Regions from separate parts of the Mus musculus genome. Here all the other regions are linked to region 1. The links are chromatin loops, found by intact Hi-C in ENCODE. Cell type or tissue: heart. All regions are shown on one strand. Each heading gives the region's core, and the rest is flanking DNA. Links, peaks and the distances in the headings are about the cores only. Region 1 holds the start of Gpi1 (glucose-6-phosphate isomerase 1). Region 2 holds the start of Kctd15 (potassium channel tetramerisation domain containing 15). Region 3 holds the start of Garre1 (granule associated Rac and RHOG effector 1).

Region 1 (10,387 bases), core at 1,687-9,686:
AGAGGCAGACACATCTCTGAGTTCCAGGCCAACCTGGTATACAGAGTGAGTTCTAACACAGCCAAGGCTAAGTTAAGAAACCCTGGCTCAAAATTAATCAAAGAGAAAAAAAAAAAAAACCTTTCTTGGGTAGGAGATGTAGATCAGTTGATAGAGGGCCTACCTAGCATGTACTATGTATGCACTGTATAAACTGGACATGGTTGCTCACACCTGTAATTCCAGGCAAGGGAACATAAGTCTATTGTCATATCAAGTAGGGATTACATGAGACCCTGTCCATAAAGATCTTTTAAATTTTCAGAGAAACATGCAGGGCATGGCGACACATGCTTTTAATCCCAGTACTCAAGAGGCAGAGACAGATCTCTGTGAGTTCGAGGCCAGCTTGGTCTACAAAGTGGGTTCCAGGACAGTCAGGGCTACAGAGAAACCCTATCTCAAACAAAACAAAAACCCAAAAAAATCAAAACCAGGAACTTGGGAGAGGCAAGGTAGATAGACACAAATGTTAAGTCAAAAACAGGGAGGTTCCCGAGTGGCATCACGGTCTCAGTGGGCTCAGAAGCAAAAATGCAAAGGAATTTACCTTGGGCCAGTGACATGATGGGTGGCTGAGGGCTTGCTGCCAAGCCTGACCTCCTGAGCTCATTTCCTGGGAATCAGATGGTGCATGAGGACTGATTCCCACGAACTGTACTCTGACCTCCACATGCACCGTGGCACATGTATGCGGTGTACAAATAAATACATATAAGATTACCAGGTTCTCATATCTATATAAACCTCATAGAGAAGAAACCTGTGCATACAGCGACTGTCTAACAGACAGCCCCACAGTGAGCTTCTTATGGAGTCTTTTTTTTTTTTTTTTTTTTTTTTTTTTTTTTTTTTTTTTGGTTTTACGAGATAGGGTTTCTCTGTGTAGCCCTGGTGGCTGTCCTGGAACTCACTTTGTAGACCAGGCTGGCCTCAGAAATCCGCCTGCCTCTGCCTCCCAAGTGCTGGGATTAAAGGCGTGCACAACCACGCCTGGCTCTGCTTGTGGGTTTTCTAGTCTTATTTTATGTGCATCCATTTCTTTTCCATGTATGTATATGTACCACACGCATGCTGGTGCCCACAGAGGTCAGAAGAGAGCATTGGAGCCACTGGAATTGGAGTTATAGACAATTGTGATGCACTGTGTGGGTGCTGAGACTTGAACCTGGATCTTCTGCAAAAGCAGCCAACGTTGTTAACTAAGGAGGCCTGGTGCCAGGCACAGGAAAAAATATTTAGTTGCTCAGCTTCTCACTCAGTCTCGCACACACAAATTATGAGAGAAAAACACATTTCTAATATAAGTTCACACAGCCTTTCTTCCTGTATATGAGGTTTTAGGACACACGCCACTGTTGTTTTGTATTTAGAAACAGTGCCACCACAGTCCCCCAGGCTGGCCTCCTGAGTGCTGGGTGACAGGATGTGCTACCACACCTGACCAATAACTAACAGTACAGTAGCAGGACAATACAGCCACAGTTACTGACAATCCTGATAAAGGAGGGGAGGTTTTCTTTTGGTTGTTATTTCTCCTTTACTGTGTGATATTTTGATACATGGATTTAAATAACGATCAGGTCAGAGTAACTGGGATATCCATTGTTTCAAACAGTTACCATTTCTCTTTATAAGAGCTAGCCTGTCACATGCCAGGCTCCCTGGCCCTGACCTCTGACTCCCCCACCTCAGCTTCCCCACTGCTAAGACCAGCAGCAGCAACACTTGCCTGACTGTACTCTTTACTTCTGAGAGGACCAGTCTCAGGAAGTAGAATTCCTCACTGGGATCGCCACTGGTTAGCAGTGTTTTGCTTGCCTTTTCATTGGGTGTTTTGATTTGAGACAGGGTCTCCCCACATAGCCCAGGCTGGCCCAGGACTGGCAAATCTTCCTACTTCAGGCTCCCTGTGCTAGGATTACAGGCACGATCCACCACACCCAAGCTGTGCATTTTGAACTAAAAATACCTGGTCAGTCTAGAGCCAGCCAATCCAAGAGCCAGCTTTAACGGGGTGTCATCCTGCAATAGCAATGGAGGGGGACTAGCACCGCACTGTCCACCCAACATGTCTGAGCTTACATAGCATGATCAGAGCACCTGGCTCCCACTCTGCTACATACAGCAGACAGACAGACAGACAGACAGACAGAGATGCCTTTCACACTCAAAACATCAGGGACATTCTGAAACCTGAAGTCACACCAGGACTTTCTAGCTTCCCTCATCCCAGGAAGTCCTATATACAGGTGTCGCAGGCCTTTAAGATAAATGTCACTTTCAGATCTAGAAATGGCTCCTGGCCAAGGCAAGCCGACTTTGACCAGCCACATGCGGGAGCAGCCGCTCTCAGGCGCAAGTCCAGAATGCTTACAGCTGAGCAGATGATCACTCTCTGAGCATGCCCAACCCATACAGACACACACACAGCACACATGCACACACCCACAGCGCCCACACATCACCGCTGCACTCCAGACCTGATAACGACTGCCAGCCAACCCTTGCAGGATTACCCTGGGGAATACACACTGAGGCCACAAAGGTTTATGTAGGTTAAGTTAGCTAGTCTCTAGGCAACCCATACTGCCCCCCACCCCCACCTCCATATACAGAGATAGAGAAGGTCGGCTAGGCAAGGTATAATGTCTTTAATCTCAGAATTAGGAGGGCAGAGGCAAGCAGATCTCTATGAGTCTGAGGTCAGTATGGTCTACACAGGCCAGTTCCAGGACAGCCAGGGTTACATAGTTAGACCCTGCTAGGAGAGACGGAGAGAAGAGAAGGGAAACAAGGGGGTATGTGTATGGTGTGGTTCTGTGCTCTAATACGGACCCGGGATGTGCTTTACATTTTTATACTGCACATAAACTGTGTGCGGGGAGGGAAGTAGGCTGTAGCTCGGTTGGCAGCGCGCTCTCCCAGCACCTAAAGCCTCGAGTTTGACAACCCCCACCCAACGCCCCCAGCACCACCTAACAGGTTGTGGTGGTGCACACGTACGACCCCAGACCTTGGGGGATGAAAAGAGCATGCTCGTTCTGAGAAGAGCTGAGGGAAATTCAGGTCTCAGCAGAGAGAGCAGGGTCAGCAACCACACAGGTCATCCCCACCTGAGGCTGCAACACAAAGTCCTGCCTCTAGGGAGAGCAACAGGGCCAGATTCCTAAACACACATACACATGGACAAAAGGCACGTCAAGGCTAGCGTCTGCTTACCTGGCAGAAAGACTTCATCTTGTCCAGAACCCTGTTCACCTCCGGCATCACATCTTTGCCGTCCACCTTGATGGGTGTGTTGGACCGGTTCCGAAGGGCCACATGCAGCACCGCCCGATTCTAGAAATGAAAGAGACAATGAGGAGCACGGTAGACCCTAGAGCTAGACTGGTCCTAGTTGGGGAAGGTCCAGTGTAAGGCAGTCCTCTGCACAGGACAAACAGGTCCAGGCATCCATTAACATCACCGTCTTGTATAGAGGGCCTGGGAGGGAAAGCCATTCTGGGACTCTGAGGATAGGCAATCCTGTGCGCCCCCTTCCCCCTTGTATGCTGTGAACACTCAGAAGCAGATACAGAAGGACCTGAACAAACCCCTAAGGGCCTGAAGGACCCAGGGCATGAAAGGCCTGACTGAAGATGAGCAATGAATGTATAGTGGTGACGATACAGATCAGAGATGAGCAGCAAGCTCCTTCAGTCATAAACTCAGCCCTCCTGAGGAGAGCGCTTCTTGTTTCTGGCACCTTCTAAAAATGTCACAAGGCCTCAGGATGTGAAGCAAGACAGGGAACAGAAGGCTCCCCTCACCAAACAGTCTCACCACTGCCACAAACTAAACCAGAACAGAGGTCTTCAACAGGTGCCAAGCAGCTCACCTGGCCACAAGGGCAAGAGAGCCCAGGCAGCTAAAGACAATAGCAATGGGAAGGAAGCAGGTGCAAAGGTCCCAAATGGTCAGGAAAGCGACTTCAATCTAGACAGAGGTTCCTGTGTGTGGGAGGGTCTGAGGGTAGCCCATCTAGTCTCACCCTTCCCATGTTCCTCAAACAAATGCACATCCCCCCACTCAAAGGAAGCCCCCCTCGACTGTGGCCTCCCTCATATCACACAAGCCCAGCCGTGCAAGATCAGCTGCTTCCCATTGCACCTCTGACCTCCAAGCCTTAGATTCCTCACATGTAAAAAGACTCAGGGCTGAAGAGATGGCTCAGCAGTTAAGAGCACATACTTGCCAGGTGGTGGCACACGCCTTTAGTCCCAGCACTCGGGAGGCAGAGGCAAGAGGCTCTCTTATGAGTTCGAGGCCAGCCTGGTCAGGGCTACACAGAGAAACCCTGTCTCAAAAGCCAACCAACCAACCAAAATACTCTTCTAAAAAGCCGGGGTTGGATTCCCAGTACACACACTGGGTGGCTCCCAACCATCTCTAACTGAAGTTCCGGGAGAATCTGACAGCTCTGTAGGCACCTGTACTTATGTACACACACCCACACACTCATAATTAAAAGGAAAAAAATATCAACACTGAGAATTCTCAGTGCAGAGTGTCTCCTATGCCTGCAGGCTTCCCCACCAAGTCAGGGCCAGGGTTTCCCAACCGCTGTCATACTCTCACCTCTTATTCATTCCACTGTCAAAGAAACTAAGGGCTTTGGTGACATGATTTTTCTTGTCACTAGAACAACCTGTAGCAAGGATCCATCAGAGTATCAAGGTTGAAGTTGTCCAAGAAAATGTCTCAGCCATGTCTCAGCCAGCCTTAAGCAAATCCCTCCCTTCAGGCTTGGGTTGTGCCCCTCCCTGGACACCAGGAACTGTGCCAATTTGATTGCCAAGTCCAGGCTGCCAGTCTCAGAGAAATCACACCCCAAAGCTCTGCAACCTCTCTTGCCCCCAAAGAAAAGCCTTTAGCACCTTCGTGAGGCAAAAGCATTGCTTAAGAGCAAGGGTGAAGACACAGGGCGATGCTGATAACGGTCGGCAAAGAGGAGGAAGAGGGGGGGGGGGCGGCGGGTGTAACTGCTTACCTCGGTGTAGTTGATCTTGGAACCACTGAACATGTTGTCCCGTGCAGCCTCCACGCCTCTGGACTTGGCCTAGGGAGAGAAGCCACTGCTGAGGTCTTGTATCCCATCCCCCATCCTCATCACCTATCACAAGTCCAGCCCCCCTCCCCCCCCACTCCCCCCCCCCCTTGAGGCTGACAGATGTTCTTCATAGACAGATTCCTTTTCCAGCATCTTCAAAGAGTCTGCTCAATCAGCAGGGGGCCTGGAGATCCCTGGGATACCAACTCCACACCGGGACCTAGAACCCAAAACAAAGCGCAGCCCCCACCCACAACCCAACCCAGAGATCACAACTCCCCAGTCAGAACATTACCAGCTCCACCAGCATCTGCATCACCTCCTTGTTCACAAGGTTCTTGGAGTAGTCCACCAGAATATGCCCATGGTTGGTGTTGAGGTTCAAGCTGCAGAAAGATGGAGACGCTGCTGGTCACACCCCAGCGGCAGTGCCTGGCCACAAAGGCTGACCTGTAGCAGTGTTAAGTAGTGTAGGAAGCCACGCCACAGAAAGAAGATGTAGACAGATCCTGGGCAGAACTTCCCCCTTCAAGCTCCACATCTCAAACTTACAAGGAAACACCCAGGGAGAGGTATCAGGGACGTCCAGTGAGGAACCACAGGTGGTCATCCCAGGTCCCTCGCCTCCTGGCATCAGTGACAAGGCACGAAGATGCATCACATGTACGATTTCTTCCACCCTCCCTTCTATTTCGCAGTCGCTCACAAGTCTCTCTGGCCTCTGCATCCTGCCTCCGCCGCTCTATTTTTACACCGTGGCTCCCAGGAAATCTCAGCCTTACCCACCCTGTCTGACCAAAGCCCACTAGGAGCAGGTGGGAGGGGACAGCTCTCTCGTGCCTGTCGAGCCAGCAGCGGCTGCTCCTCCTCATGGGTGGTTAGAAATCCCTACTCAAATGGCTGAGACTGAGAGGCGGGGGCGAAGGGATCCCCAAGGAGGAGCCGATTCCTCCTAATGACTAAGCAGCCTCGGCCCTCTGGCTAGCACGCGGGTCCCAAAACCCACTCCAAGGAGGCATCAAGGACAAAGTGCGGCCCCGGCCTGGGCCCTGCAGGGCTGCTGGGGGGGGGGGGGTCACGGGAGCCCCGACCCCGTGCGTGCACCTGAAGTTGTTGAAGCGCTCCGGATCCGCCTCAAAAAGTTCGCGCAGCTTGAGGTTGGCAGAGTTCGCGCGGTGCCACTCCAGGAGCTTCTGGAACTGCGGGTTCCGGGTGAGCGCAGCCATGGCGAGGGACCCGAGAGGTACACGGAGCAGGACGTGCTCGGAAGAGGAAGGAAAGAGGAGCGGCGGCGCGCGGCAAGTCGGTACCAGTGCGCGCAGCGGGCTTTATGGCGCAGGCGTCCGACCCCGCCCCGCCTCCGGCCCCGCCCCACCTCTGTCCTCCGCGTCCGCTAGGCGACCTTGCCGGCAGCTGTAGATCTGGGGGCCTCTGCTGGCCTCTCTGTAACACAAGTGTGGCCACTTGCGATGAACCTTGGCTGGCTTCTGTTCGGAAGTGACTTGAAGGGCAGAGGCGGAGTTTCTCGTGCCAGATCCGCTTGCTTCTTTCATTCATTCATGTATTCAATTCAGCAGAACTTTTTTTTTTTAAAGAATTTATTTACTATATGTAAGTACACTCTAGCTGTCTTCAGACACTCCAGAAGAAGGAGTCGGATCTCCTTACGGATGTGTTTGCTGGGATTTGAACTCAGGACCTTCGGAAGAGTAGTTGAGTGCTCTTACCGGCTGAGCCCAATTTAGCAGAACTTTATGGAATGCCTTCCTGGTTAGAGGTACTAAAGCAAGTGTTGTGGGTACGTAAGCCAAATAAGTAAATAGAATTTATGGGATTTCAGAGCTGGCAAGTGCTCCTGAGAAGAGGCAAACTGGATGAAGCCCCAGAGATGAAACTGTGGTTAAGAACACATAGTTCCCTTGCAGAGGACCTGAATTGGGTTCCCAGTACTCATAACTGCCTGTAACTCCCGCTGCAACCAATGGGAATACCAATGGCACTTGCATCCTTATGCTCATACCCACCCCACACATAATTAATGCTAAAATTATATACCCACCCCACACACATAATAAAAATTGTATGTCCACTCCCACACATAATTAATAAAATATCCACCACACAATAAAAATGAAATTATATGTATATATATTTAAAGGCAGGTTGGAAATAAGCATTTCCTTTAACTAAATGGTTAAGAAAAAAAAATTCACTCTTTATTATATTTGAGTAAAAGCATGAAGGGGAAGAAATGAGCCAGTTGGCTACCTGGAAGGAAAGTGTTCAGTCAAAGGGAAAAGACACTGCAAAGTCTGAGACAAGAGCACCCATAGATGTCCCACAAACAGCACCCATAGATGTCCCACAAACAGAAGACACATGTGGCTGGAGTGGAGCAGATTAGGGGAAGAAGTCATAGAGGTGACATTAGAGAAGGGAATTCACCCAGTGGCTTACAAATCATTGTGAGAATTTTGATTTCTGTTTAGAGATGAGGAGCCACTGAACAAGTCCACATGGAGCAGGGACTTTATCTGACACACTGCCTAATGGATCAGTTAGCTCAGTGAGCTAAAGCAGGTCCTGAGGGAGGGAGCTTCAGTCAAGCAGGAGGAGACGGACATAGAGGATGGAATGAGTGAGGGATCCATAATCGCCTAGAGAGAAAGGGCAAGATATGCACTTTAGGATCCAACTTCCTAGAAAAACTGGATTCTTATCCACAAGTCCGAGGGACAAGGGAGACTTCAAATGAGGACGAGTAGGTGAGGTGAAGTGTTTGCGGGGGACTGCGGGAAATATGTGTAAGTCTTGATACTTGCTAAGCTTCCCAAACAGTGCTGGACATCTAGCACTGGGGTGGCAGGCACTGGGGTGGCACTATAATCCCAGCATGAAGGGAGGAAAGGCAGGAAGATCGAGAGTTCAAGGCCAGGGTCAGCAACATAGGAATCTGAAGCCATCACGTCTAAAAAAAACCCAAAACACAGGAACTGAGAATTTTGTAAAGCATTTGCCTCAGAAGCATGCGAGGATACGGACACGTTTACTCTCCAGAGCCCATGGAAAAACCTGCACATGGTGGCCTTTTGCAATCTCAGTGCTAGAGAGGCAGAAACGGGAGGGTCCTAGGGTTCAATGGCCAGCCTGGCCTCAGGGGTGAGCTCCAGATCTCACCAACAGACCCTGACTCAAAAAAGAAGCTGAAATTTTTATAAAGTATGTTTTTAAAAGAGGGGCTGGCGAACCTTAAAAAAAAAAGCAAGGCAGCTGTAGCGCACACCACTAATCCAAGCACTCTGGAGGCAGAGGCAGGCAGATCTCTCTGAGTTCAGGGACAACCTGGTCTGCAAGAATGAGAATGAGTTTCAGGACAGCCAGGACTGTATAGAGAGGCCTTATTCAAAAAAAAAAAAAAAAAAGGTGGGGGGAGGGAGAAGTGGGGCTGACAAAATAGCCCATGGGTCAAAGGTATTTGGGGCCAAGGCTGAAAACCTAAACCTAATCCCTGAAATCCACATATAGAAGGAAAAAATGAACTGCCACAAACTGTTCTTTGAGCACAGGCACTCTGGGGCACACTCCCTTCAAACAGGTCTAACTAAATATAAAACGGGGCCGTATTCCTAGGAACAATGTTCAAGGTTTTCCTCTGGCCTCCATGTAAATTGCAGACAGACAGACACACACACACACACAAATTCACTCCCACCTTGAACCTCAACTAGCAGGAATGCCAGTCTTATTGTCCCTGTCCCAAGAGTCCTCAGACTGGCCCAGCAGTGTCTACAGACTGAAAAATTTACAAAATACATTAAGAGGGGCTGGCAAACCTAAAAAAGCAGGGCAGTGGTAGTGCATACCCCTAATCCAAGCACTGGAGACTCATTTGAGCAGGCTCTCATGTGCTTTCTGGACCAAGTTCAATTAATACAGATAGTGCTTTATCTGTGGCTATGATGCCCTTTTGGTAGGGGATACTTTTGAAGGCAGCCAGAGAGGCTTTCCTTCCACCCTCTCTTCCTGTTCCCATGAATTATCAGAGATCAATGTACTCAGGACAGACTGACTTTCCTGCTGAGCCATCTTCTCTGCCCTGAGCTTCAGTTTTAAGGGAAACAAGAGGTAGGGTTCCCCCTTGATTTTTATTATGTTGTTTTGAGTTGTTGTTTACTACTTTTTAAAAGCTGAAGCCCAACTGAGCAGTCAGTCCCTCACCTTTAACCCCAGCACTGGGTAAACACATGCAGGCATATCTCTGAGTTCGAGGACAGCCAGGGCTACACGGAGAAATCCCACCTTAAAAAACAAAAACAAAAGAATGTAGCCAGGGCTTCCAGATTGCTGGAGTTGTAGGTTTGCACTACCACATGTGGGTACACCCGTAAGTTTCCCCAAAGATCTTTGGGGTGTTTCATCTATCTAGCCCCGCTAGGAACTGCACACAGTGGTGCAGCCTTTTAACCCAGCACTGTGAGTTCAAGAGCATCCTGGTCTACATTACAAATTCCAGGACAGCCAGGGCTACATAATGAGGACCTGTTTCAAATAATTCAACAGCTAGGAGATTTTATGCTAAGCAATGCAAACCAGAGTAAAGGAGCGACAGGTCCCTGAGCAGAACATTCTTGGGATCATAGCCATAGATTAAGCACAATCTGTATTAATTGAAGCTGGCCCAGAAAGCGCACGAGAGCCTGCTCAATCAGTCTCAAAGGCCTTCAGCAAGATGACCTAGCCCGTGAACAGGATCGTAGGAAGGCTTGACAGTGGAGACAAGTTTAGAAAGTCCAGGAAATGTCGAAATTCCCTAAAACAACGCCTCGGCACAGCCCTTGAGTTTTGTGATGCTGGCACTTCCCAGACTTCGGTGGCTATGTAGCAAAAGAGAGCACTTACTCGTCCTAAAGATGAGGAAACTGAGGCAAGAGTATATGGCCGGATTAGGCCTTGATTTGAGCCTGCCCGACAAGGGTGACCGTGGAGCGTGGGCTGCCATGGGGGGCTGAGTGGAATGTACTGGCGGTGGGCGGAAAAGCCGGAGCGCACGCCTACAGCCTGCAGAGCAGTGCTGGGCTGCGTGAGATGCTGAGTCACTGGGCCGGGAGCGAGGGGGAGCGCGCCTTCCTGCTAGGGTGGAGGTCCAGGCACGCGCACGTACATTCTGCGGGGGCGGGGCGAGACCACGCGCATGGAAGCGGCGAGCACGCGTAGCACCTGGGCTAGCTGCGTGTAGACTGGCACGTTCAGGGAGGG
Region 2 (10,387 bases), core at 1,450-9,449, 430 kb after region 1:
AGACAGTCAATACCCATCTCTTATGTACTGAGTCTCAGAAGACCTGCAGCTAGTGAGCAGGTACCCTAGAAAAGAGCAAAGAGGGGCCGAGGGGCCAACCCAGCCCACCACGCAAGCTCACCGCCGTGCCGCTGCTGCCGTGTGCGTTAAGCGAGGACCCGCTCGGCCGCTCCTTGCGGTGAGGCATCTAGGCTTCCATCCCTGCCCAGAGTATCTGTAGGAAGCAGTGACTTATTTCTCAGCCGCCACCAATGAGTTCTACAAAGATGCTGTCTGGGACCCCATGTATATATACCAAGCAGCTTCCCCAGATCCCACCAAACCTCCAGGCCCCAGTATAACATCTCTCTCTCTCTCTTACACACACACACACACACACCCCTCCATACCCCTAAGCAGACCTCCAGACCACAGCATAGCCTCTCTCTCTCTCTCTCTCTCTCTCTCTCACACACACACACACACACACACACACACACACACACACACACACACACACGTTTTCTAGGCAGTTCCATGTCTGCTAATTTGGCTAATGACAGCCTAAAACATATGCTCGCCATTATTGCCCTGCAATGTTTCAGAACAAATCTGATTTCTTTGGTATTTTGACTTAGAGCCGTGTTACCAAGCGTGTCTCCTCTTGCATCAGTGGAGAGAACCTTGGGGCGGGGGTGGGGGGGTGGGGGTGGGGGTGCCGCTCCCCTCAGTTGGCTGGGGAGCCTAGGATCTCTCACCACCCAGTGAAGAAGACGCAGTTTGTATAGGACACCTCTTTCCACAGAAGCCAGGGCACAGAGATGCAGGAGCATCACTGGGAAGCCACCAGTCACCTAGAGCTTCCACGGCAGGCAGACAGGACCTGTCTTTGTTTGCCTACTCTGCACCTCCCTGCTTCTCCAATAGACCCCCAGAATGGTGCTGCCTGGGCCTAATGTATTCCAGACCCCCTCAGGATCACAGGCCCTTGAGGCATTGAGAGCTGGCCAGACAGCAATCAGCAAATGGGCTTTCTCCCCTCCTCCCCAGAGCTACTCAGGGACTTTCCTATGTGCCACAGACACCTGAAATAAAATTGTGCCTCAGTCCCCAGAAGCTACCCTGGGGGCTTTTCAGGGGGCCCCTGAAGAAGGGGTGGGGAAGGGCGGGTTTCTAGCTACCCCTTTCACTGGCTCCGGGTTGTCTCCAAGGGCAATAGAGGAACACACACACACACACACACACACACAGACACACACGCACATGCACACACTGACACACAGACACACACACTGACACACACATACACACAGACACACACATACACACAGACATACACACACAGAGAGACATGGAAAGGGGAGGAGGGAAGTCTACAAACATAACCTGGACTTCTCTGACACAGATTTAACCCTTATGTGTCAAAACTACATGCTATCCTGGGTACCCACATGGTGCTTTTTCTGTTAAACTTCTAGATCTCTGTCTTAACATTCAGCATGCAATGATAAAACATGGTCTGAGGTACATAGACTGAACCGATTCAATGGAAGGTAAGTGTCTCCCCTCCTATGATTTGCTTCACCTCTCCGCTGCCCTGGGAAGTTCTCTGACCTGAGACTGTTTGGGGGTGAGGGAGGGTGTTCTATCCTCCTGGAAGAGTTGGGTGGCTGTTCAGTCCCCTGCTTTGGACATCCCAGGTCATTTACCTCAAGGAAGTTTTTGAAAAACCAAAGCGGACCCAAGGGATGGGTTATCCAGTCCTGGGAGGGGGGGTGGGGGTGGGGGAGAGGATGCCATAAAGGAACACCCACTGAAGGTCAACAGAGATAGAATTCCCACCCAAATTCTACCAAAGCACCACATTTTTCCACTACCAGGACCCAACTCAGATGTGACAAGTAGCATCAAGCGCCCATCTACCAAGCTGCCCCAGCCTGCCCTCAGCCTGTTTCTCACAACACAAACCAGAAACTCACCATTGGAAGCCCCAGGCCTTAAGCCTTGACCCGAATCTCCACTGCTCCCTCTGCCAAACGCATCTGTGGTGGACCACGACCCTTCTTCCCAGAACACTGCTGAGATCACAAACATAGACGTGCAATTGATAAGAGACACAAGTTCCCTGCACCAAACACCAGGACCCAGACGCGGCTGAGGCTTGGCCAAGCCGCCTGTTGCAGGGACCTCAGCGGGTTTGCAAACTGGCCCAGCATTGACCCGCTTCTCCAAGCTGTGGTGGGAGACCCCGGTCCCGCGCCCACCCGCAGCCGAGCCCCGCCCGCCCGAGCAGAGGGAAGTGAGCAGAATGCCACGCTCATTTACACACAAAATGATTTTGTGTCCCATTGTGCTCGCAGTTGTTCAGCTCTCTGGGGGTGATTAAACTGGCTGAGCTGCGGCAGCTTGAGACGATTTCACTAAATCGCTTCTTCGTGAAGTCGCTTCTTTTGCTAAGCTGTTATCTTAACCATAAAAGGTAAACAGAAGGCGCCTCTCCAGTTCCCTTCAGCTCTTACGCCCAGGGCGCTTGCCCGAGGCAGCAGTGCCAGGGGCCTGCAGGACTGTCCAGGGGTGGAACGGGAGGGACGCAGCGGGCCACCTGGTGCGCGCCAGCGGGGCCGCAAAGCCAGCCGGCCGGTGTGAACTTCGGGGCTACAGGATCCGCTGGGCCGAACCTCCGGCCCCGCGGGCGGGGTGGCCAAGGTACCCGAAGGGCCCAGCGAAGAAGGGGTGGGAGTGCGGTGGGGGGCGGAGACAAAGTTAAATCAAGAGGCAGACACTTCAAGACCACAGATGGGAAGCTCGCCTAATTAAGGACGTAAAAGCGCTTTTGTTCTCAAAGTTTATTGTTGCCGGGATTTAAAAAAAATTAATTGAAACTAATGCTGTTATTCACTCGCGCAGTTAAATTCCTTCATGCACATTTGAGACACGGAGTGAAAACTTGAAGGTTTATCTTTCTACAGTCGGGGGCTTCTCGAGGGAGGGTAGAGAGGTGCTACTGTGACGCGAGAGTGGGAGAATGAGGGTGTTCGCATCCAGATGAGGGGGTGCGTGTGGGCAGTGGAAATCTAGAGACCGCGGTCCGGTCTTGGGGCGGCGCGTTCCCCGCCCCACATCCTTCCTGAGCTTGGAACCACCACCAGTGCGTCTAGCATGAGACTCGTAGGGTGGGCGTCAGAGAACGCACATCTGTCCCGTTAGAGACTTTTTTCTTTTCTATAAATTGGGCGCCAACCCGGTCCTGTGAGCCCCGAAAGCCCAGCTGCATGGAGCCGGTTTCAGACTCAGGAAAGTCATCAGCTCTGCAGGGCACTCGAGCCCATACTGGAACCAGAGTGCGGAGGACCTGGACGCATATTCCGCACAGCAGGATGATCAGAGCCCGGCCGAGTGGGGAGGGTCCACCCGCGGCTAGGACCAGCCCACGTGGGCACCCCCCCGCCCCGTGCGCGCCAGGCCTTTGTGCTGGGCGCCCCCACGCCGCCAGCCCCTGCGCTCAGCAGAGGGACAAAGCAGCCGCCCCCCCGCCCCCAGCCTAGGTCCCGGCCCGGGGCCGAGTGACTTTCTCGGAATTGCAGCCACTTTGGGAACCAGGGGTGTGCGGCACTGAGCGGTGGCCGCCCGTGCTGGGCTTACCTCGGAGCCGGAGCAGTGGATCGGGCACCGGCGCAGCCCCCGCCCCCCGCAGCCGCCGGTGTCGGGCGCCCGGCGCAGCCCCGTCGCCTAGCGCTCGATGCGCGCGGGTCGCTCCGGTCTCGTCCTGGAGTTACTTTCTCTCTCGCCCCCAACCCTCCCCCCACCCACCCCTCCCGCCCCGGCCCCCGCTCCGCGCGGCCCCTCGCGGCGCGCCGCGCCGGGGCCTCCCCTCCCCGCCCTCCCCTCGCCTCCTCCCTCTTCGCCGCGGCCGCCGCCGCCTCCTTTTCGCGCAGCTCTCCGGCTGCCCTCCCGCCGCTCCCACCTCTTCTCCTCCCTCTCTCTCCAGCGGCCTCCCCCGATGGCTGGAGGGGAGAAAATAGCCCCCCAAAACCAGCCGGTAGCCTGTGCGCCTCGCCGCGGCCCAGCCCGGATTGCAAAGGGCAGCGATCCGGTTCCAAATTACCCCGGCGCGGCGAGCGCGAGCGGGCGCGCGCGGGCGACTCCTGGCTCGGGGCTCGGCTGCGCCTCGGGGCAGAGGATTAGAGTCGCAATTAGCTCCGCGCGCCCGCGCCTGCCGCGCTCCGCGACAAAAAAAAAATGCACCGTTCCCCACCGCCACCACTTCCTTCCCACCTCGCGATCCCCACCCGTGGGTCCCGGAGCCCCGTGCCTGGGTGCCAGGGGGCTGGACCAGTACCCTTCCGGGAGCGCTGCGCCCGAGCCCCGCGCCCTCTGCGCCCCAGCCCCCCGCCGTCCGGCCACGCGGCGCCCGGGCCTCCTCCGGGCTCGAGGAGGGGGCGGGGGAGAGGCTGATTTTAATCATTGTCATTTCATCTGATGTAATATTTCCCCGGGCGCTTTCAGCTGGGCATAAATTTTCGACTCCCAAATAAGTAACACAGGGCACGTTTCTCACATTTCTCGACTCCTCGGTTACAAAGAGGAGAGAAGCAGCCGCCGCCGCGGCGCCCCGGGGCTGAGGGCGGGACTTGGTGTGGGGAGGGGAGAGAAACTGGGCTGCCAGGCGGCTTACCTCCCTCTCTCCCTCCCTCTCTCCCCGGGTCTCGGCCCCGGCTGCCCCTCTCCCGGGGAGCAGCGCCGGCCGTGACGTCTGCGGACACGCGGTGGCCACCGCGGGGGAGGGGAGCGCGGGGCACCCGGCCCGTCGCCTGCGGCCACTCGCGCCATTTCCTGGACGAGCGCGGCGCGATGGAGACGGCGGCGGCCAAAGGTCCCTGCGGCGCGGAGGCCTGCACCCAGAATGCCCCTAGCTGCTCCCCCGCTGCCCCTTCCTCCTCCTCCTCCTTCCCTTGCGCCCCGCCCGTCCCTCCTCCTCGACCATTTCTCGGCTCCTAGGAAACGGATCGCGGCCGGTGCGCTTTGCCCAGACTGCGCCCCCGCCTGGTTCCCGGGACTCCCGGGCCAAAGGCAGGCTTTCGGCTAGGAAGGCGGGTGCGCTTCGGCCGGGAGCAGCGGCGCGGGCCCCCCTTTACAGACTCCGGCCGGGCCTGGGCGCCCTCTACTGGCCAAACTCCTGGGGGTGCTCTCGAGGCCAGACGGGAACACTGGAGAAAGATAATGGGGGTGGGGGCTTGGGGAGAGGACCCAGTCTCCCCTTATTCAGGGGACCTCTAGTGCGGAGAGAGCATCCGTCCGCGCGTCTGTAACTTCACGCGGGAATAAGAAACTTTCCTCCTGAGGGAGTTATTTATTTATTTATTTATTATCTCAAACTACTGGAGAAGGGGGAAATTTTCTCATTAAAGTTACATCCCCGCAGTTAGTTCAATTACTTGATATATGCAGAAGATGTTGTAAATTTATAGATTTAAATAGCTTACAAAGATGCCGCAGGCCCCATCAGTTAATTTCCTTAATTTATGGATTTTAAGCTGCTCCTAGAACAGAAAGGGGCCCGCGAAGTAGGTCAGGGATCTGTGCTGTGGGGGCCCATGGTCGCCCACGTTTGCTTCCCAGGCTCTGAAACCACCCTGGACTAGCTCCCAGCTTTGCTTAAACAGTGCTACTCTTCTGGTGAGCATGCAGGTGAGGGAGGTCCTGTTCGGCTGGATGGTCTGCTCAGTTCTTTGCTGGCTTCCCCAGGCTTTGGACAGCTCAAGGTAGTAGAACTTAGAAACAGTAAACCCCCCCAGTGTTGAAAAAGCTGACCCTTAGAATGAGGTGAAAAGCACTTTGCAAGAATGGTGACCTCAGTAGAGCAAGCTGCTATGTGAATGCCCTCAGCTTCAGAGAGAAAACCTTTCCTAGGCTTTGAAACAGGGAGAGCCAGGAGAGTATGCTAGGCTCACTTGAGGAGTGACGCTCTGAAAACTGCTTGTCACCGCCCGACGGGCCTCAGTACCCCCTCTCTTCTTGTCACCTGCATGGCTGTGGGTGAGTCTTTGTTTTGTGTTCAATACGGGTGAATACATACATATAAATTCATACTTAAAAGATTGGAATAAACTCAACTGTTTTAGGAAGCCACATGGCAATGTGATTAGGACTGGTATTCATGATTTAACATTTCTTTTCCCTCTAGATGAAGTTTCTAAGATTCACAAGGCACATGTCAAGGACGGGTGTATAAATGGATTTTTATTTATTCACAACTCCACGACTAATTGCTTCCCCTTGCCTCAAGGCCACGAGATTGGTTTTAATATGACACTTCAAAAGTATTCATAGAACTCCAGAGATAGCAAGTGTCATTGTTTAAGAGACAAATCTCACCGTGATACTGCTGACCCTGAAAAATAGCAGGTTTCACTTTATTTTAAATTCCCACATGTTTCTTTTTTTTTTTTAAGTTCCACTTGATACCAACTATATTAAAAATGCACAATTTAATCAGAACAAGGGCTGACCATTTTGAAGGACCTTTATTTCCTTGATGCTCCCGGTCTTTGTCTCCACCGTCTATCGTCTCTCATCGAATGGCTGAGCTCTGTGTGCGTCACGAAGGGTAAGCTTCGGTCTGAGTTTTGTCTCAGGTGTTTTAAAAGTTCCTGGCTAAGGCTGGAGAGATGGCTCACTAGTTGTGGCCATATGCTCCTCCTGCAGGAATTCAGTTCTCAGCACCCACACAGCAGCTTACAACTGCCTGTAACTCCAGCTCCAGAGGACCCAACATTCTCTTCTGGCCTCCGAGGGCATCTGCACCCCCCCCCCCCGCCCCCATGCATATCCAAGAATAAAATAAAGCTTTTTTTCTTTTTTAAGTTTCTAGCTAAATGTCAACTACCTCTTACACCAAGAGAAATTGGCATAGCCCACAATAGGTGTTTAGTGGTCTGTCGTATCCAATGCAGCAGGGGTACGTTTTTAAATTGAGAATATGTAATCAGGATGGAAACAGGCCGAGACATCTTGTGGACTATATCTTTCATTACTACAGTCCAAGTGACGAAACTGGATGAATCTAGGCAGAATGTGCATCGTTTAGATTTGATTAGTGCTGAAGTTGCCACAGCCTACAAGGGGATCCAGATCTGTGCTCCATTTAGGTTTCTGCTCCAACCAGAGCAGTCCTGTTAGCTGCAGGATGCAAATCTATCTGCTAGTGAAGTGAGGAGGTTGAAGCCTGTAATCATAGCATTCGGAAGGCTGAGGGAGGCGGCTCGTGAGTTCTGGGCCAGACTGAGGCTTGAGAGCCTAACTGGAACAACAGCCCCCCAAACAGGCCCGTAGTTAGAAAGAGGGAATGAATCTTAAATAAGATGAGTTTGCCTACTTCAGCATTCTTAGGAATGCTAGGACTGGACAACAGATGAATAGACTGAGGGTCCTTTCATCCTGGTAGAAGAAGGGATAAGAGCATGGAGGGTAATTGGATAGAGATGGCTCTTCTCCAGCTTGAGACTTCCAGGGGTCGAGGGGAGGGTCAATTTAGACTTGTCTATGTTTGTATCCATCTCAAGACTAAGAGAGGTCACCTCTGTATACTACAAAGGAACCAGACTGGCCCGGAGTGCCCAGATTGAGTGTTCCTAGTACGGAGGAAGCAGAGGCAGAATTCAAGGCTAGCCTGGGCCACAGAGTGCTACCCTATCTCCAACATGCTAGAGGTGGTAAACCATGTTTGTAATCTCAGCGCTTCAGAGGCAGAGGTAGGAGGAGGAGTTCAAAGCCAGCCTCGGCTACATAGTGGATTTAAGACCTGGTCTCAAGCCGGGCAGTGGTGGCACACACCTTTAGTCCCAGAACTTGGGAGACAGAGGCAGACAGATTTCTGAGTTTGAAGCCAGTCTGGTCTACAGAGTGAGTTCCAGGACAGCCAGAGCTACACAGAGAAACCCTGTCTCAGAAAAAAAAAAAAAAAAAAAAAGACCTGGTCTCAGAAAGTAAATACCAAAACAAGAAAGCTTCACGCCTACCTAGACACCCTTAGACAAAGAAAAATTATTCCAATGACCCCTACAGCATTCCCTGTCACACCGTACTGCCCCCAAATGGGGCAATAAGCTTTGAACAACCAGACTTACCTCCTAGGTTGGGGCCCCTTTATTGGGAGTGAAATGAATATTGGGCCAAATTGGGCTCAGTTTAGGGGGAAAGGAGAATGGTTTTGTGCTCAGGGTTGGAGTCTGTAAGAGTTTGTGAGGTGTTGCCCAAAACCCCGACCAGGTAGCAAAATAGAAGCTAAACCTGTGGAGAAAGCTAAAGCCTGGCACACAGATCATGCCTGGGCTACCAGGACTCACGAGGTTGAAGCCAGCCTGGGCTGCGTAATGAGCCCTGTCTTAAGAAATGTTTAAAACTTTAGGGCTGGAGAGATGGCTCAGCAGATAAAAGCACTGGCTGCTCTTGTAGATGGCTGGACAGAGATTGACTCCTAGATTGACTCCTAAGGAAATCAGCACCTTCTAGGGGACTCTTGGATCCACTATCACTCAACACATACAGATGTGTCTTTTTATATGATTTGAGGGGAAAAATGGGAGCGGGGACAAGGTCTTATACATAGCTCTGGCTGGCCTGGAACCCTCTGTGAAGACCAAGCCCAAGCTACAGAAATCAAACTGCCTCTGCCTCCCAAGTACTGAGTTTAAAGGCATGCCCTACCATGCCTAGCCTGATATTTAATTTTAAAGAAGTTCCTCGAGCCCAAGCCGGAGATGGCTTAACCCACCTTTCACCCACACCCTCAGGGGAAAAGGCTCAGAGGTGGGGGTGGTCAGGTAGAATGTGGCTACTTCCAGGTAACCAAACCAGGCCACCAGCCTCAGGCGCTCCACCTGGGTTCTTCTCCAGGCTCATTCCAGTCTAGGGAGCTGCTTCAGTGAAGCCTACAGAACCTCCTAGCAATCCCTCCAGGCATGGGGGGTGGGGCTGCTCCCTCTTAACTGAGGAAAACAGGCTAGTGGATTACTACACAGACTCTGGCTTGGCATTGGTAGGAGACCCAAGGGCCACCAAGGGTCAAGCATGTTTTGTGCAGCAAACTGGGGATGGGGGTGGGGCAGGTGTGCGTGTGTGTGTGTGTGTGTGTGTGTGTGTGTGTGTGTGTGTGTGTGTTGTGAGGCTCGATCTCTGGGATCCTGTCAGCAGACCACAGGCTCAGCACTTGGGTCCTGTTACTAAGTGCCTTTGTGTGGCTACTAGTGACCCATCGGGTCTCATAGGACACAGGGTTCTGTTGACACTTTTGCAAGAGTCCCAGGGAGTTTTTCCCAGGAAGAGTTACAGGTCACGAGGAAAGTGACCTTTGGTCTCCCAGTTCTGCCCCAGGCTCTTTTCCAGGACAGAAGCCTCTCTGGACAGCCTTCTTTCTCTTCTCAGGCAATTCCTTCTCCTTGGGTTTGTTTTGGAGCCTGAGTGGGGAGCGTGTCTACCTGAGTCGCCTTGGGCACGCTCTCTCCTGTCTTCACATGTGATGTAGGAACAGTGAAAGACCTTAGCTCATGGGAAGGCTGGGAAAATCCGAGGTAAGGACAGTCAGCAAAGACTGTTGCTTTGGCTCAGCCTAGGTGGAATGCTCAGGACATGATGAGTTTTTAAGTGATGATTGACAGAGAACTGGGATGTGGCTCAGTGGCGGTGTGCTTTCATTCCCAGCATCAAACATGATGACAGCGATAACCACCAGGATGGTGATGACGACAACAACGATGACGGTGGTGATGATGATGACGACGATGACGATGACGACGACGATGACGATGATGGTAGTGGTGCTGGCAACAACCCTTTTCAAATGACCCTTGGACCAGCTCTGACCAAGCCTGGGTTGTGCTGTCATCCTTCCTGCCCACCTGCAGGAGGCATAGTGGATCATGGGAAGGTCGGGCCAGTTTGGGTAGAACAGCCCCTGGATTCTAGAGTTGGGGCTTACAGCTTTGTGACTGTATAATTAAGATGAACATGTAGACCTTAAGGGGGAGACTGCAAATTTTACCTAAGGTTTAAAGATAAAATACAGGGATTCAGAAAATGTCCTACTTGCTTTGGGCTTTAACTTTGAGGCAAGATTATAAAGTATCCTGGGGTTCTCTGTCCTTAGGATCCAGGAGGCAAAGGGCCGGACAGCTCCAGGAAGGAGTCCCCAAGGGCATGAAGGTCTTCGGAGTTCTTCTTCCTTCTCCTCTTCCTCCTCTTCCTTCTTTTCATTTTCTTCTTCCTCCTCCTCCTCTTCTTCCTCCTCTTCCTCCTCCCCTCCTTCTCATCCTCTTTTTGCTTTTCTGTCTTCTCAATAAACGCCTTTAAAGACATTGGGAGGGGTGTGGACAGCAGGAATATTCACCAAATGCTGCATGCAGGTACTGAG
Region 3 (10,387 bases), core at 1,299-9,298, 81 kb after region 1:
AGAGAGAGAGAGAGAGAGAGAGAGAGAGAGCCTGCCTGCTAATCTACCTGTCTGTGTATGATGGGTATCGAACCCAGGGCTCTGCCCATGCTAAGCAAACATTCCTGCACTGAGCTACACCCCAAGGCCCGAAATGTAGAAATTCTATGACATCTCCTCACATGGGCTCCCTAGGCAGGAAAGGCTTATGCTAGCTTCCTACTCTGCTACTCTCCCAAACCATGAGCCTTCACATACTCAATTACTGAAGTCCAAATGTATGTACAGCCCTTCTCCAGACATCAGGGATACAGAAGTACTGCCTAGTTTAATGGGCTAGAAAGGCCCTTACCTGCTGCTAGGTGAAAGATGTTCCAATACAAAAAAACCTTCATGGAAGGCAGGTCCTGCCAAATGCAGTGGCTATTGCATTTTGCTTGGGCAGTCCTATTCATCTAGACGTGAATTTCTGCTCTCGGTAATTATCAGCAAAGTGAAAGGCACTTAGTGACTCTGTGACCTTAAACAAGTCAGCTGAAAACTTGTGCGTCAGTTTCCTTAGTAGAATGGAGTGGCTAAACTCTACAGAGCATGGGACTTGGCACATCTCCAGACTCAGGAAATGGAAACAGCCACTCTTCAAGAAGCCTTGGACTAGCTTAGGTATCTTTGGCAACTCCTCATTCTGGTCCACTAGATCAATCCACTCCAATCCCACATTACAGTTAAGTCATAGAAATAGAACCTACCTTCCTGCAGTTGTGGCTCCAATTCCCAAAAATCCAGTCAACGAACTAAATGTGCCACCTGGTGTGTCCAGAAGAAAAGGAGGTCATGGCTCTTTCCCTTTTCTCAGTCCATCACTGCCCTCCTACTTCAGCCTCAAGCTAAAAGGAAGTAGTGGACACAGCTGAGGAAGGGGCCCTATTACCTTTCACAAAGCACAGAACAAAGTTACTTAAGCACAGCATCCTCCCCTCCCTGAAGACTCAGGGGCAGGGGCAGCACAAGTCCTTGGAAGCTGCTGAGAGGGCCCAACTTCACCTCTCCTTTCCTAGATCACCGAAGCCTAGGGCTCCCAAGGCTGGGAGCCAGGAGCTAGGTTTTTTTCCTGCCTCTGGGAGCAGGGTGATGGGGTAGGGAAGACTTCTTTAACCATAACTGAATCTCATTAGTATCTAACCCCCAAGTCATTCTGAGTATGAAAATGTGACTGTTTTCCTGCTAGTATCTAGCTCTAAGTCTACATTCAAATCTTCCCATTGCTGGCAGAGCTCTGTAAGTTCCAGGTCAGCCTGGTCTAAACAGCAAGGTTCAGACCTGCCAGAGCTCCACAGTGAGTCAGTGGGCCAAGCTGCTTGTTCCCAAGCCTGATGATCTGATTTCGATCCCAAGACCCACAAATGTAGAAGCCAAAATCCAATTCCTACAGACTGTCCTCTGACATCCACACGTATACCACAGTACTCATGCCCACACATACACACAAATAAATTTTCAAATGTAATTTAAAAAATTTTTAAAGGTGGGCTGGTGAGATGGCTCAGAGGGTAAGAGTACTGACTGCTCTTCTGAAGGTTCTGAGTTCAAATCCCAGCAACCACATGGTGCTCACAACCACTCGTGTAATGAGATCTGACGCCCTCTTCTGGTGTGTCTGAAGACAGCTACAGTGTACTTATGTACAACAATAAATAAATATTTTAAAAAAAATTTTTAAAGGAATGCCATTTTTTAAGGGGATGAATCTTAAAACTTATAGTAAATGCACAGGCTTTTTTAAGAAAACAAATGATACCAGTCAGGGCCACATAGTGAAACCCTGTTCCAAAAAGAAAAGAAAACCAATGGCACCATGAACTACAAGAATCATCTTGGAGCCGGGCATGGTGGCACATGCCTTTAATACCAGCACTCAGGAGGCAGAGGCAGGTGGATCTCTGAGTTCGAGGCCAGCCTGGTCTACAGAGTAAGTTCCAGGACAGCCAGGGCTACAGAGAAACCCTGTCTCAAAAAAAACAAAACAAAACAAAACAGAATCATCTTGGAAGTGACCCACATATGTTGGCATTAACAGGTTCATTACCTAAACTAGATATGAGTTCAAAGACCAAAAAGGGTAACAGGTGTAATTTTATAAATGGTACCATCAGCACATAGATCCCAAGGAAAGCTGCCACACATCAATGACACATCATCACTAAAGTAACCCAATTTCAGACCCCTCTAAGATCTTTCCTGTTGCCAATCCTTGTGACTGGTTGTCTGGGAGACACACCACATCACCCTTAGAACAAGACCTGTGGTGAGCAGAGGGCGGTTGGGCACATATGCTCGTAACCCCAGCACTAAAGAGGCAGAGGGGGAAAATTGAATTTTTGGCTAGCCAAGCTACATAGCCAGATCTTGTCTCAAAAAAAGACCCTCACCTTCATTTTATTTTTTCTAAAAAGTTAGCTATATTCAAGATCCATTAGCTCAGCTATGAATGGTAGTGCTGGTATATGCTGTCATCCCATCATCTGGGATGCTAAGACACAGAATTACTGAGTTCAAGGCCATCCTGGTCTATACAATGAGTACCTGGTCAGCTTGGGTTACATAGTAAAACCTTGCCTAAAAGTAAACTTTCATTATCTCAATAAAGCCAACACCTTAAGTCCCATGAAGCTTTTCCTGAGCTTTGGCTGCCTTTGATGTCACTGCCTCTTGTGCCTGTCTCACCAAATGACCAGCAAATGCCATGATGGATGTAAGCTACAGGCTCACTGTTCTGTACTGCACAGAATGGAAAGTAACAAAAATCACATTCCCACCAGGACCTGTTCTAAGGGCTTTATATTAACACAGTAAAACTACATTGTAAGCTTGGTGTGGTGGCCTGTGCTTATAATACACGAACCCAGAAATTGAGGCAGGAGAACTTAATTTGAGATCAGCCTAGGCTATACAGTAAAGTTTGGGCTAAAGAGACAGCATCTCAAAGAAAAGAATAAAAACCACACTATAACCCTCGACATTATTTCCTCTCCTATTTTCATACTGGGTAACCCAATTTTAGTGACTCAAGAGGCCAGTAAGCAGGACTAAAGTTTGACTGGTCCTTGCTCTCTGATCCCTCTATATATGACTGGATACCACAGATATTTCTTTTAAAGTTTATTAATTTTTAAAATGAAAATAATGAACAGGAAAAAAAAAAAAAAGCATGCCATTCAAAATGGTACCCAAGGCAGAGTGAAGCCAGACAGAGCATGCTGGCATACACCAGTATGATAAGGCAAGAGGATCTTGAATTTGAGTCTAGCTTGGTTGAATTTGATTCTAGCTTGGGCTAGTCAGCAAGATCTTGTCTCAAAAGTAATATTAAAAATGTTAGACTGGTTAAAAATGTACTGTTTGCACTAAAAAATGGTTTAGGAAAATTAAAGCATGTACACAACATCTTTAGAATGTAAAGCAGTATGTAGGTTAACTGGCAGCGACAGAAAGCGAACATGTCAGTTCTGAACGTATCACAAGGCTGTAAGGATAAAGGAGCATGCAGGCAGCACTTTGCAGTAAACCTGATTAGCATAGTGAGGCCGCAGTAACGCAGATACCACCATTAATTATATTCCCCAGGCTTGCTCATCTCTACAGCTTTACTCATGTCACCATCCTGTCTAAGTATCCTCTGTTCTTACAATGAGCTGGAGTCACTGACTCTCCCCACGCTATCAGCTAAGCTCAACGTTCTTCAGAAAGTTTCTCTTGACACATTCAGGTTGGCTTTCCTGCCTGAGCAGTTTGGGAAGAGCCTGTCTGTCATCACTTCCCACAGTCTGGTTAGCAGCTTTGTCACTGAGCCCAGGAGCAGTTTCAGGGGGACAAGTTAGGCTCAAAGACGACTGATGTATTAACCAGAAGGCCAATAACTACATCTATACCAAAAGGGCTAGCCCTAGCTGTAACTTTACCAAGCTTAAAGTTCTCATGGCAACACTAAAAGAAAAGTACAATGCTGTGCCCATGCTACAGTTAGATTAGACAACATCCTAAGACCAGAATCTACTACAGCACTTTGAATAGAGCTTGGACCACCTCTTTGGCAGAAACTTCCAGATGAAACTATGAAGGGTATAAGGAAGGTGGCCCCTCCCTTTGATCCTGCAAGGACTGTGCACCACCACTCCTGGTCTGGACTCATACAGAGAAACCCTCACACCGCCTAAGTTAGCTCTCTTGCACCAGCCACTCCAACTTCTACAGATATCATCCCAAACCTCTCCCGGAAACACAAGTCTTTCTTGGAGTATACAAAATTAGGTTTAAGCTTTCTGACCACAAACACATTCCAAACATGCCTTCCTTGGGGTTATAGCTGGGTCAGTTTGGCTTGAATTTAAAGTTTTCCCTGAAATTTGTCAAACTCTATTTACAAAACGTCTCTTGGCTTATGTCTGCATCTCCTCTATAGATAGCAAATTTGTATTTATTTTTTTATTTTATTCTCTGATGGTCATTTATTCAACAAATTCTCAACTGTTTCCAGAACAGTATGTTCTAGACCCCGATGATAAACACAATGAACAAAACAGGCAAAATTTCTGAAACCTTGCACAACTTTTTTTGGTGTCTCTCTCTAGGTACTTTAGACACTTCATAGACAGTCTTCTCCAAGCTGTGTCTCTTAGCTAACAATGGCGTAGATGTCTGTGAGCCAGCTAAATTCACTGGGTTACTTTCTTCCTAACTAGAGTAGGACTAGAACAGTCCCTGAGAAAAAAGATGCAAAATCTAATCAAGGTATAGGGGAGGCCAAGTATGACCTCTAATTCCAGCACTCAGGAGGCAGAGGCAGGTGGATCTCTCTAAGTCTAAGGCCAGCCTGGTCTACAGAGTGAGCTCCAGGACAGCCAGGGCTACACAGAGAAACCCTGTCTCAAAATAAAACAACAAAAATGTAGGGAAGAATACAAATGACAAGAATAATCTTAAGTCAACAAGGAAAATGAGATTGTGGGATGGCAGCTAGTAAAAACTTTAGATTCGGGCTGGAGAGATGGCTCAGTGGTTAAGAACACTGACTGCTCTTCCAGAGATCATGAGTTCAATTCCCAGCAACCACATGCTCAAAACCATCTGTAACGGGATCTGATGCCCTCTTCTGGTGTGTCTGAAGAGAGCAATGGTATACTCATATACATAAACTAAATAATTCTTAAAAAAAAAAAAAAACTTTAGATTTATCAGACAGGCCACAGTGATGAAGGATCTGCATCTAGGGGTCATTTAGAAGGAAATAAAGAATTGACATAGAGAAAGCAGAGATATGTTGTCATATGCCTATAGACCCAACAACTGGGACGTTGATGCCTGAGAATCTCAAGTTGGAGGCCAGCTTGTGTACATAAAAGACTCTCAAAAACAAACAAACAAACAACAGAAAAAGCAAAGCTGAAGTTAGGATGGAAATGTCACTCTAAGGACCCAAGGGGCAAGGAGATAAAGTGGAGACTACCTCCAAGTCTACTCTGGATGTGAAGGGAAAAACATGAATCAAGGGTTGGGGAGAAAGCATGAGGCAAGGCCTTACAAAATAGCACTAGACAGACAAGGTAAAATAGGGCAAAAAAGACCAGGTAAGAAAATAGACACTACTGCTCTAAAGTAGGAAACCAAGAGCAAGGCTGGTTTATAACAAGAATGGCTGCCCTCACCAAATATTTACAAAGTCACAGCATCTGGGGAGGTAGCTCAGTGGTACAGTACACACCTAGCATACTCAAACTTGTAAGTTCAGGCCTAAAGATGGCTCAGAGGTCAAGAGTACTAGCTGCTCTTGCAAAGGACCTGGGTTTCTTCTCATCACCCACATGATAGTTTACAAACATCTGTAACTTCAGACCCAGAGGGTCGGAAGCCCTCTTCTGGTTTCAGTGGCTTTGTATGCTCAGGGTGCAGTCTTCAGACAAAACACTCTCATACATATAAAACAAAAACAAAAATAAAAATAAGGGCTGGAGAGATGGTTCAGAGGTTAAGAGCATTGACTGCTCTTCCAAAGGTCCTGAGTTCAATTCCCAGCAACCACATGGTAGCTTACAACCATCTGTAATAGAATCTGATGCCCTCTTCTGGTGTGTTTGAAGACAGCTACAGTGTATTCAAATACATAAAATAAATTAATAACTATTAAAAAACAAAAAAACAAAAATAAATAGAATCTCAAAGTCTTGAGTTGTATCATAAAGAATGACAAAGAGGAAAAACAACTACACAAAGTGAAAAGAAAACAGAAAAAAGCAAGCAGTGACCACTAGATCAACCAACTCGGGGGCCTCACTGAACAATATCTGTAGAGAAAACGTTTAGAGCACAACTCTACACTTCAGGTTCTTTCTGAATTAATACTGAGAGAACCCAGCAATGGGTTCTTCTTACTCCAAACAAAGCAATTCCTTATTCTAACCAACATTCTTTGTCCATCTAGGAAGGTCATTTTTTTCCACTGAGGAGAAAGTCTCACAGGAAAGGGACAGAGTGGACACACAAAACCCATGGGATGTTGGAGCCTGCTAGTGACTTCCCTGGAATGCAGAAGACCTAGGAGACGCACAGCTCCTGCTATAGTAGGCTTCAAGTTCTCAACAGAAAAATTATTTAGCAAAGTATTTTGTATTTGTTTTTTTTTTTAAAGGATGCTTAAAGCATGCGGTCTTCCAAAAATCCAGAGATAATTTTAGATTGAAAAAAATCTAGGCTTGCCAAGGGAATCTGAGAACTTTTCTATCTTGGTCTCCAATGCTAACCTACGTATTCGTGTGCAAAAATAGAGGAAGATTAGAATCTCAAATGCCAGACTGAAAAGTTGCCACAACAAACTTGCACTCTTCATATGGAGTCTGTGATCTTGTCAGCAAGAAAGCAAATAAAACAGCAATAAAACCTTGTTTAATATGTATATCTTATATGTATATGTATCACACACATAAATATCAAATATAAAGAAAGTATTCTCTGAACTTGTAAAAGAAATGATCTTTTTAAAGATTACAAGGAAAAACTTACTATTTTCAAGGCACATAAAAACCTCCAAACGCACACCGAATCAAGCTCGCAAGTAGTCTTTTACAAATACATTCTTAGAACTTTAAGCCTAAAATAAGATAATAAGACAACAATGGTTACCTGGATGACTATACTGCCACTTGGGAAATATGTCTTAAAAATAAAAACAAATACAAAGGCAAGGCCTCTTGGCCTGTGTCTTTAATTCTAGCACTTGAGAAACTGAAGCAGAGAGATCTCTGTGAGCTTAAGGCCAATCTGGTCTACACCGTGGGGGTCTGTTCAAAATAAGTATGAGTAAATAAACAAATTTTTTAAAAAAGGTTAAAAATGTTAAAGCAATTATGAGAAGCAAACACAGATGTAATTTTCTACAACAGTGCGTTTGAGGTTTCCAAGCATATCCACAAGGAGAAAAACGGAATGTTACCTTTGACCCCCATTTGTAAATTTAGCCGAAGACAATAATCAAATAAATCCTTTTTGCCACAAGTGTTTTTTCTTGTGACAGGGACAATCAAATATTCATTAGAGTTTGGATAAATTATGGTACTCGATGTTCTACTACAAAACCTCTAAGAGTGACAGTATATATATCTGCACTTACTGATGTCACCAAAATGTTAGGAGCGGTTGTCACCGAGTCGCCGTGGTCATTTTCCCTCCTGACACTTTGTATACAGTGGCGAGTGTTTTTTACAAGGACAGAAGAATGAATCGCTTTCATAATGGCAACGGGTGGGGAAGGGCAAGGACAATCTATTTTCAAACTGGGGGCTCCCCAGGCTGATCGTTTCCCAGGCAATTTTGGTTAAAGTATAAACAAAATTCTTATCATGCCAAACAGGCATGCTCTTTTTCCCCTGCTCCACGAGGAGCAGGAAGACACACCCCTGACCCCGGCGCTCGCCCGACGGGTGTGGGTCCTTCCTCAGTCCTAGCCCAGCCTCGGCCCTCCTCTGACCCCCGCCGCGCCCACGGGCTCAGAGGGAGCCAGGAAGGGGCGCGCGGCCGGCCGGGGAGCCGCGGGGCGGCCTGAGGGCAGCGGCGCCCGCCTGTGCCCGTGGACCCAGGTCGCCCACAGGCCGCCAGCCCCGGGCGCACGGCGCCCCGAGCTTCCGGGAGCGGATCCCCCGCGGCGGCCCAAGGCAGCCGCGTCCTTCAGCGCCAACGCGCCCCTCAGGGTCTCGTCCCGGGCGCGCGCCGAGAGGCCCCTCCGGGCTTCCGTCCGCCCGGCCAGCGCCCGCCGAGCCCGGCGTCCTCCACAGCAGGCGGGCGAGGGACGGCGCCGAGGGAAGCGGCACCCCGCGAGCTCGCCTCGATGCCAGTCGCCCTTGCGACCCGCCGCCCGCTACCCCTAGCCAGTCCCCGCCGACCCGAGCCCGCTGGCGACCGTACCTCACCTGCGAAGCGCCCCGGCTCCGGCGCACCGCCCGGACCGGCTGTGTACACCGGAAGTGACGTCGGCGGGCGGCCCCGCCCCCGCCCCAGGCGGTCGCTGCGGTTTCCCCGGCCGGAGCCCACCCTCCCCTCGTGCTGGATGGGCGGCGGCGAAGCTCTGCGTTCCCTCCCTGTTTCCAGACCTAGTCGGAACCCTGCTGAGGGGCTCGGTTGCGTCCTCGCGTATTTATCATTGAAATTAATGATAGAACCATTGATCGCTAGACATCACACCTGACAGACGATGTAGGAGCGGGATAGTACTAGCACCCTCAGGGATTGCTTCGTGAGCGGTGCCAACAGAATACTACTGTCACAAATCACTGTAATGATGTAGTGCCATTTGTGGCAGATGGTAGGAGGGGAAAGTAGAAGAGAGAAGGAGAGAGTACCCCGACCCAATGGAAGTGGATGTCCAGATAATTACCCTCCGGGTTAGATCAAGAGCTAAGATCCCTAAAAGAAAAAGGAAAAAAAAAAAAAAAAAAAAGGAATTTTAAAACAAAACCTGAGGAGGACTACATGACAGCACACAGCAAAACACAAATAGGCGAAAGGGACCCGAGATCGTAGCTCGGAGATAGAGTACTACTCAACTTGTCAGGGGCACATATTACAGCCCCAGGGTTTTGCAATGAGAGTTTGGGAGGTTAAGACACATGTTTTAGGCTGGGAGTGGTGGTGCATACCTTTAAGTCCCAGTCACTCAGAAGACAGAAGCAGGCAGATTTCTATGAATTTGAACCCTGCCTGGTCTACATAGCAAATCCAGGGCTAGCCAAGGCTACATAGAACCTGTCTCAAAAAAAAAAAAAAAAAAAAAAACCACACACACACAAAAGGTGAATAATTATCAAATGTTTCATTGTCAGAAAACTAGAGAAGATAGGATTTATCTAAGAACATTCCAAACTCCCTGTTTTAAACAAGGGCTTATTTGGCAGTACTTGGGAAGCTGTCAGGATTGCCCAGACTCGAGGTCTGAAACCCGGAGGCAGGAATGGTTGTATCAGGCTGAAATCCAGTTTAGTGGTAAAGCACTTACTTAGCACAGGACAGGCATTGGGTTCACCCTCAGCATTAGGGGAAAGTATGGATGTAGATTTTGATGCAGTATTTGAAAACAACAAAATCTTTCAGGACTGGGTTGTGCTTGGCCCCAGATCCTAGGGTGCTAGAGACTCAGTGATCATTAAAGGTCCACCCAGGTCAGGGGCTACAAAGTTGACGTTCTCACAGTGATAAAGATGAAAGACATAAACACTTAGAGGAGTAACTGAAATGAAGGCAAATTTATTACAGAGAAATAAAGAAAAGTTAAAAAAGGGTGGTTGTGGGGCTGGTGAGATGGCTCAGTGGGTAAGAGCACCCGACTGCTCTTCCAAAGGTCCTAAGTTCAAATCCCAGCAACCACATGGTGGCTCACAACCACCCGTAATGAGATCTGATGCCCTCTTCTGGAGTGTCTGAAGACACCTACAGTGTACTTACATATAATAAATAAATAAATAAATCTAAAAAAAAAAAAAAAACGGTGGTTGTCTGAGTCTCTGTCTCAGGCCAGCCTGGTCTACAGAGTGAGTTCCAGGACAGTCAGGGCTATACAGAGAAGAAACCCTGTCCAAAAAAAAAAAAAGGTGGTAGTAGTAGTGGTATACACAGGGGGGAAAAAAAAGTAGCACATTTACTATGTTCTGGGGCCTGGGCAATGGCTCAGTGGTTAAGAGCACTGGTACTTCTGGCACCCACCTGGTGGTTCACAACCATCATTACTCCAATTCCAGGTGATCTGATACCCTCTTCTGACCTCCTCAGGCACCAGGCACACATACAGGCATGTAAAGCACTCATACACATAAAAGAAAATAAATCCATTCAACAAAATAAAAACATATTCTATACAGAGTGAGTTCTA

What was found. Hi-C counts contacts between places; a loop is a spot of excess contacts. Peaks named below come from ENCODE experiments on the same cell type or tissue, not always from the same donor. Only the 100,000 strongest peaks of a DNase experiment are listed, where the experiment ranks them.
Region 2: it touches region 1 in a loop (2.9-fold over the local background); 2 of 42 quality-filtered maps call a loop at or near these places.
Region 3: it touches region 1 in a loop (2.1-fold over the local background); 2 of 42 quality-filtered maps call a loop at or near these places.

Annotation. Positions count from the first base shown.
Region 1 is chr7:34,223,857-34,234,243 of GRCm38, forward strand. Gpi1 (glucose-6-phosphate isomerase 1) reads right to left here and starts at 6,480. Exons shown (of 18, transcript NM_008155.4): 1 at 6,236-6,480; 2 at 5,427-5,517; 3 at 5,072-5,140; 4 at 3,262-3,381. The coding sequence starts at 6,357. Gm12762 (a long non-coding RNA gene) reads right to left here. Exons shown (of 2, transcript XR_881947.3): 1 at 10,031-10,387; 2 at 7,326-8,924. In heart, for the core only: CTCF peaks have their summits at 3,170 and 6,572 (motif pointing left); DNase peaks (open chromatin) are centred at 5,025, 5,455, 5,985 and 6,475; H3K4me3 peaks cover 4,451 bases; H3K27ac peaks cover 3,944 bases.
Region 2 is chr7:34,650,626-34,661,012 of GRCm38, forward strand. Kctd15 (potassium channel tetramerisation domain containing 15) reads right to left here and starts at 3,773. Exons shown (of 7, transcript NM_001360820.1): 1 at 3,622-3,773; 2 at 1,959-2,057; 3 at 122-214. The coding sequence starts at 187. Gm12781 (a long non-coding RNA gene) reads left to right here and starts at 9,320. Exons shown (of 2, transcript XR_391247.4): 1 at 9,320-9,548; 2 at 9,679-10,387. In heart, for the core only: a CTCF peak has its summit at 5,143 (motif pointing left); DNase peaks (open chromatin) are centred at 2,566, 4,006, 4,156, 4,966 and 2 weaker places; H3K4me3 peaks cover 3,920 bases; H3K27ac peaks cover 3,281 bases; H3K27me3 peaks cover 227 bases.
Region 3 is chr7:34,305,057-34,315,443 of GRCm38, forward strand. It overlaps Garre1 (granule associated Rac and RHOG effector 1), which reads right to left and starts at 8,491. Exons shown (of 14, transcript NM_172741.3): 1 at 8,436-8,491. In heart, for the core only: CTCF peaks have their summits at 1,634 (motif pointing left), 5,123 (motif pointing left) and 6,107 (motif pointing left); DNase peaks (open chromatin) are centred at 7,965 and 8,475; H3K4me3 peaks cover 3,501 bases; H3K27ac peaks cover 2,510 bases.